Linked DNA regions of Homo sapiens: region 2 is linked to region 1. The links are chromatin contacts, found by Hi-C or POLR2A ChIA-PET in ENCODE. All regions are on one chromosome and are shown on one strand. Each heading gives the region's core, a stretch centred on a gene start or an enhancer-like site at or near the end of the contact. The rest is flanking DNA. Distances are from core to core; before and after follow the strand shown.

The links. A loop is a pair of places that touch in the nucleus more often than their neighbours do. ChIA-PET counts read pairs that join two places held with the same protein, here RNA polymerase II (POLR2A). Pooled maps may share reads with other maps.
Region 2: a map of IMR-90 shows a loop between it and region 1 (2.2-fold over the local background). The contact joins the promoter of MRPS10 here to the enhancer-like site in region 1. A Hi-C loop is called at or near these places in 2 of 168 maps with a recorded cell type or tissue (IMR-90 and PC-9), 1 of 37 single-sample maps with no recorded cell type and 11 of 50 pooled maps. POLR2A ChIA-PET finds 5 or more read pairs at or near these places in 2 of 52 experiments (MCF 10A and activated T-cell).

What each region holds. Positions count from the first base shown.
Region 1 is chr6:42,336,607-42,340,377 of GRCh38, forward strand. The region is part of intron 3 of TRERF1 (transcriptional regulating factor 1); the gene reads right to left. Among named protein-coding and RNA genes, the nearest start is that of TRERF1, 110 kb to the right of the region's middle. Within about 2 kb of position 2,190, at least 6 of the 41 ENCODE cell types and tissues checked have a DNase peak (open chromatin) inside an H3K27ac peak, as active enhancers do; they include PC-9, where a contact is called at or near this core.
Region 2 is chr6:42,215,948-42,219,718 of GRCh38, forward strand. MRPS10 (mitochondrial ribosomal protein S10) reads right to left here and starts at 1,914. Exons shown (of 7, transcript NM_018141.4): 1 at 1,855-1,914. The coding sequence starts at 1,902. RefSeq lists enhancers at 26-628, 629-1,230, 1,802-2,081.

The DNA.
Region 1 (3,771 bases), core at 940-3,439:
CCCACTCTAAGCCCTTCACAGAACTTAACCAGCAAATGTAGATTCATCCTATCAGACCGTTCACCTCCCAACTTGGCGGAGGAGCATGAACTAAGTAAGGAAACGGTGGCTCAGGGAAAACTCACAGCACCCGGGACTGGAGAGTCAGCAGCCTTGGGTCAAATTCTAGCTCTGCCACTAACACATCAGGGAGCTTGGTGAAGCCTCACAGGCCTGTCTCATGGCTGCTGCTTAGTGTTTGTTCAGCTCGTATTTATTAAGCTCCTGCCATGTGTAGGCTGTGTGAGGGCACTGGGGCTGCGGCGGAGGATGGCATGATCGTGGCTCCGGCTCTATGGAGCCTTGGCTCTAGCAAGCGCCAGAGAGAGCAGCTCATGATAGGAGCTGCGGGGGGCAGGGGGTGCGTGCAGAAGAGTGGGCATTTGGAATGGGGTGGGAAGAAAGGAGGCAGGAAGATGCAGAGAGACTCTGGTCACTGAGGCATGTCCATGGGCACCCTGAGCTCCTTGGTGGCAGTGGGAGCATGAAGGAGTTGGACATACCCTGGACGCTGCCCAAGACCCAGCAGGGAGGCAGCTGGTCAGGGAAGGACAATGGGTAGGGGCCAGAAGACCCCTCTCAGAGTGGGGCTGGACCAGCTGTGTGCAGCCCGAGGGCCAGGGAGCAGGAACTGTAATACCCTTCATCTTCTTCAACAGCTGAAGCATCTTTTTCCACTTGGTCTTTTACTCTTGGAAAAGCCAGGCTCAAGTTCTAATACCGCTCCTGATCCTCAAGGAGGTTAGCTGGAGCAGGTCTGAGGCCCCTGCGGTTTTTCTCTGGGTTCAGGAACAATCTGCTCTGCTCCTATTTATTGAGTCCCCGCCTGCAGATGAGCAGGTGTGATCCCCATCCTCAAGGCCCACCAAGTCTACTGGGAGAGGCAGCCACGCTCAAACCACTATCCGGAGGCAAAATGAGCCACAGACAGGCACGCGTAATGTGAGAGCTCAGTGGAGGGGAAGTGATATCAACAGTGGGCATCAAGATGGCTTCAAGGAGACATGGCCTCTGAGCAGAGCCTTGAAGGACACACAGCCTTCTAATGGGGAAGCAGGGGAGGAGCTTAAGCAGGAGGGATAGCATAAGCAAAGGCATGGAGGTGGGAAAGCCGCAGATCAATGGTTCTCAACCTTGGCATATGAAAACCTCCCGATGAGCTTTCACAGGCTGATGCCCAGGCCCCATCAACCAGAGATTCTGAGGCAACTGATCTAGGATAAGGTCCAAACATTGATATTTATTAAAAGATCCCCAGGGTTGAGGGTTGAGACCCTTGCTACCTGGACCAGCAACAGCAGCAGCAGCACCTAGGTGCATGTTAGGGATGCGGAGTCTCAGGCCCTACCCTGGACCTCCTGAAACAGAGTCTGGATTTTAACAAGAGCCCCCAGGTGATTGTGGGCACGTGAAGGTCTAGGAAGTCCTGCTCCAGAGGAGTTACATTGAAATCAGCTGGCTTACATTTTTCTGATCAAAGGCACCTGGCTCACTGCTGTGAGGAAGTGGCAGGACCCAAAACAATACCAAACGACCAAAAGCAGCACTAGCCACGTGTCAGAGCTGGCCTCTGCTGGGCACCATGGGGAAAGGAGGGTCACCATATGGCTCAGGCACAGGAGAGAGGGAAGGAAGAAACTTGGGGGTAGGGAAATGGGCAACCGGTCTTCTGAACAAGACTGGGATTCTTCTGAGGCAGAGAGAAGAAAAGGAGACCTGGGTCACGGGACGTGGGTAGGGGGATGCACGCCCGCACACACGCATGTGCACAGAGGTATGAAATTCAAAATGGTGCTAAAGAAGTGTCAGGCTCTAAGAACTACTGCCAGAAAGTGAGTACTAAATTAAATGCATATGCTCATTAGAATGGAATTTTTAAAGAAATTAACAAGCACTCTCCTGTTCACCTCTGGAAAGCAGCAGTGTTACTTCTGAGAATTATGAGCTGGAAACCAGATCAAAGGTAGACTCACGTGGTGCTCCCTCTGCCACCTCCCTTCCTCACACACCATTCCTAGGAGTCCTTCAGGATTTATGACGGCTCTCCCTGCACCCAGCCTGCCATCCTGCATCCAGATCTTGGTAGTAATCAACCATGTGGCTAGAATGGGACCTACCAGAGGTCCTTCCGCACCATAATACCAGGGTTCCCACATGGGACTCTCTGCACTGCCCACACTCAGGAACTTCTCAGGAACGTGAGCTTTTTGTGGTGGTGACTCAATGTATATTTGTTTATCTTTATATTTTTTTCACAATTGGTCTGTGCCAGACAGTTGGCTGACTAACCCACCAGTAATCCCTAACCTCTCCTGCCCACCTCCACTAGAGAGGCTGGAAAAGCTAAATCATCTTTTTCCCAGCCTTTCTTGCAACTAGGGGTGAACACATGCTACTGCCAGGACTGACGAAAGCAGCAGCACTCGGCCGAAAAGCCAAAACACGAAGAAGGGCAAAGCGGAAAGACTGAAAACTCTTATCTATCCTTGAGGTCACTGCTGAACTGCAGGTCAATACCAGATAACCACTGCCTCTATCCAAACTTCTGGTTTATGAGAAAATGTGTTTCTCCATCACCATTCCTTTGTTTTTCTGCTACTTACAGCCAAAAGCATGCCTATGGTCTTTCCTGTCCTCCACGTCTCTCCTTCCATCTGCTTCACCTCCTTGCCTATTTACTGTTTCCATCAGTTTTTGTACCACCCTCTGCTCCTTTTTTCCTTCATCTTTTCCTATTCATCTCCTCCGTCCCCAACTCACAATATAATAGCAGGGTCGGAAAACCAACCCACTTTTGAAACATCAAGTCTTAATGTCCAATCAGTCCTCAGGCAGCAACTACTTCTGAACCCAGGAAACTCAATAGCTACGAATTGTACCCAAAGCTGCAAAAAACAATAAGCAAATTCTATTATGTTGTTTCTTTACTTCTTGGATTACTTTTCTGAGCTAATAAAAGCACATAAGGATATTTCACAAGTGTGTTTATGTTTCTATTTAACAAACCTTGAATTTCATAGCAGGTATCAAGCCTCAGCCAAACCCATGCAGACTGACAGATCAACAAAGACAACAGGCCCTGAACAAGTAGCTCTCCTGAGAACAGATGTGTAAACAGAAACACAATGTATGAATTAGCCCAGTGCTCTTTCCCAGGTAGACTGAGAGAATCTGGACACTACCTGTGGCTGAGCCCTGGAGCCACCAGAATTTAATCAGATACGTGATTAAGAAAAGTCTATTTTAATGCTGAATAAGATTTCTATCTTTCAGTTTACTACTTAATACATATTCAAACCAACATGTTTTCTGCGACCATCAACATGTCTTGACCTCTTTTAGGGTATGAAGTGCTCAAAGGCAAGAACTGTGTCCAAATGGCACCACGTCTTTCCACCCTGCACCCACCCCAGGGCTAAGTCTTGTCCTATCCTCAAAACAACAGCAATCAAGTCAAAATCAGAAATTGCATAGCAGTTGCCAGTCACAACCAAACAACCATTTCTTACCTGTACCTGCTACAGAAATTACTCATATTTTCAGGGCTCCCTCATTTCAAGAATGATTCACATTTTTTTTGTGACTCAGACACACCACCCCATTACTGCTCTAGCTCATAAGGAGTGTGGAGTGACAGCTTTAAGGGATGTGTTAAGTACCCCCAAGACTACCTTGGAGGGAGGGCAGGCAGAGAGAGGGATGAGGGTTCACCAGGCCCATTCACAGACGGTT
Region 2 (3,771 bases), core at 664-3,163, 120 kb before region 1:
GGAGCAAGAATATTACACTTCTCAGTCACATTCTCCCACTATAAACCTCTGCTTTTTCTTTTCTTTTTTTTTTCTTTTCTTTTTTTTTTTTTTTTTGAGAGAGTCTTGCTCTGTCGCCCAGGCTGGAGTACAGTGGAGCATTCTCAGCTCACTGAAACCTCCGCCTCCTGGGTTCAAGCAAGTCTCCTGCCTTAGCCTCCTGAGTAGGTGGGATTACAGGGGCCCACCGCCACACTCAGCTAATTTTTGTATTTTTAGTAGAGACGGAGTTTTGCCATGTTAGCCAGGATGGTCTTGATCTCCTGATCTCGTGATCCGCCCACCTCGGCCTCCCAAAGTGTAGGGATTACAGGCGTGAGCCACCGTGCCCGGCCAAGAAGTTTTTAAATTGCATTTTTTCTTTGTATTTCTTGAGAGAGAGAGAGAGAGAGAGAGAGAGTGTGTGTGTGTGTGTGTGTGTGTGTGTTGGGGGAGTGGTGGTTTGGAAGGGAGGGCTGTCTGGGTAAATTTGTCTTAATAAAGCAGTTCAAAAATTTCAATCTCTAATACCATCTGACTTTTCTCAAGAACAGTGGTTTTCAGGCCGGGTGCGGTGGCTCAAGGCTGTAATCCCAGCACTTTGGGAGGCCGAGGCTGCCGGATCACTTGAGGTCAGGAGTTCGAGACCAGCCTGACCGACATGGTGAAACCCCGTCTCTGCTAAACATACAAATACTAGCTGGGCATGGTGACGCATGACTGTAATTCCAGCTGCTCGGGAGGCTGAGGTAGGAGAATCACTTGAACCCGGGAGGTGGAGGCTGTAGTGAGCCGAGATCGTGCCATTGCGCTCCAGCTTGGGCGACAAGAGCGAAACTCCGTCTCCAAACAAAAACAAAAACAAAAACGGTGGTCTCAAAGTGTAGTCTGAGGACGTCTGTGGGGTCTGAGACACTTTCAGGGGATCCGGGAAATCAAAACTATTTTCATAAAACCAAAACGTCATTTACAACTTTTCCACTCATTCTCTTACCAGTGTACAGTGAAGTTTTCCCGTGACAGCCTGAGGTGTGATATAGGAAAAGATTAAATACAGAAGCAGATTTGAATCTAGCTTTTATTAAGCCAGAAATTAAAGAGAGCTGCAAAAATGTAAAACATTGCTGCTCCTTACTCAGTTTGTTCAGAAAATATATTTTTCATAAAGTATTAGTTGTAACATGTAATGAGTTAGTGTTACTTTTAAATCAATATATATTCTTAAGTTTTATTTTCCAAAAAGCTAAATATAGATAGCAAAAACCCACAAAAACAAAAGCTCTCTGGAGTCCTGAACTCCGAAAGTGTAAAGTGGTCCCAAGGCCAAAAAGCAGGAGAACCGCTGCTGAAAAGTTTTTGCTCCTCCTGCAAATAACTGCGCAGAGGATATCTAACCCACTTCTCTGGCTTGAGACCTTCATCTAAATTTGGATGCCAGGAAAGCATCTCAATTTAGTTCCATGGGAAGAGTCTGATATCTTGCACCAGCTCAGCCTCTAATTTTCGCGAGGCAAATTTCCTGTCTTCTCTGAGCCTCAGTTTATTTTGCAAGCGTGAAAGGAGGGGTTTTGGAACATACGAAGTACAAAATCTTTTCCAGCTCTGACATTCTACGATTATTCTTGTTCCTATCTTTGCCTGGACTCACTAACTTATATTTAATTCCATGAGAGAATTCTGATAAAACTAGCCCCTTTCTCGTCACTTTCCTGTAAACGGCGCGAGGTGAGGGATAAATATCAGGAAAAATCCTGATGGGCAGAGCGGCTGGTGGCAGGGAAACTTAAAAGCAACTATCCCGGTCAGCCCTCCTAGTCTCCCTAGCCAATCCAGTACCTGCCAGAGGCGCCGGCACACAGCACCGAACGCTGTCCGCGCCGCCATCTTGCCGGTCCCGACCTCTCAGGATTGCTTCCGGGGTTACAGCGGCGTCCTCAGACCATAGAGTTCCGCAAAAGAAGAGAGTACATCCTCATGTTCCGGCGCTGGAACAACCATAGAGACATGAACCTGTGCTTTTTGGGGGCGGGACAGTTGGCTGGCCAGGCTGGTTTGGCTCCGGCCAGTGTCTGGATAGTTACCAAGCCCTATTAATGTTTTCACCTTTAAATTGTTGTGTGTGTATACACACACACACACACACACATTTATTTATTTACTTATTTTTTCCTTTTAGAGACTGAGTCTCACTCGGCTGCCCAGGCTGGAGTGCAGTGGCACAGTCATAGCTCACTGCAGCCTCAAACTCCTGCCTCAAGTGATCCTCCTGCCTCAGCCTCCCAAGTAGCTGGACTACAAGTGCGTGCCACCACAGCCGACTAATTTTTTGTTTTTTTTTTTAATTTTCTTGTAGAGACAGGGTCTCATTATATTGCTCTCGTTATTTTGTGGGCTGGTCTTGAATTCCTGTCCTCAAGTGATCCTCTGGCCTTGGCCTCCCAAAGGACTGAGATTACAGGCATGAACCACAAAGCCCGGACTGAAACTAGTGTATTGACACCATTTACTTCAGTACTGGAATAATGGGTGATTTATTTTCCTATTTTTGCATTTTTCAATTTTTTTTGCATTTTTCAAAATTTTAACAAAATCTATATTTAACAAGAAAAAGAAAAGTCGGCCACTACCATTGGGTCCAGTTGCCACTCAGTTACCTTATTGCAGCGGCTTTCTAATTATGGTTCTTAATCCTTTCTTCCTTCCCCACACCAATTGGAATTCCTGTGCTCCAACCATTTTGTATACCGCTGTCCTACTGATCTTTCTAAATTATTCATTTCCTTATGTTACTCTAGTATTTAGGAATTTACAATGGCTAGCTTCACTTACAACAAGCCAAAGTGTTTTGTCTAATTATTAATGTCCACCATAATTTTTTCCAAGTAAAAAGATGTATAACTGGGATTTGCTATAATAAAAACTTCTTCAGGCTGGGTGCGGTGGCTCACGCCTGTAATCCCAGCACTTTGGGAGGCTGAGGTGGGCGGATCACCTGAGGTCAGGAGTTCGAGACCAGCCTGGCCAACATGGTGAAACCCCATCTCTACTAAAAATACAAAAAATTAGTGGGGTGTCATCGTTGTGTGCCTGTAGTCCCAGCTACTCAGGAGGCTGAGGCACGAGAATTGCTTGAACCCGGGAAGTGGAGGTTGCAGTGAGGCAAGATCGTGCCACTGCACTCCAGCCTGGGAGACACAATGAGACTCTGTCTAAAAAAAAAAAAAAAAAAAGAAAAGAAAAGAAAAGGCCAGGTGCAGTGGCTCGGCTCACACCTGTAATTCCAGCACTCAGCACTTTGGGAGGCCAAGGCGGGTGGATCACCTGACGTCAGAAGTTCAAGATCAGCCTGGCCAACATGGCAAAACCCTGTCTCTACTAAAAATACAAAGTCAGGCATGGTGGTGTGCACCTGTAATCCCAGCTATTTGGGAGGCTGAGGCAGGAGAATCTCTTGAACCCGGGAGGCAGAGAGTGCAGTGAGCCGAGATTGAGATTGTACCACTGCACTCCAGTCTAGGGAACAGAGCGAGACTCCGTCTCCAAAAAAAAAACTTATTCCATTTGTGCAAATCTTTAAAAATTTATTTTTATTTTTCCTTTTACTTTCTCCTCATCTTAAAGTCTGCTTCTATAATACTATATTGTCTTTTTTGTGTGTGTGTGTGAGACAGTGTCTCGCTCTGTTGCCCAGGCTGGAGAGCACTGGCTTGATCATAGCCCACTGCAGCCTCAAACTCCTGGGGTTAAGTGATC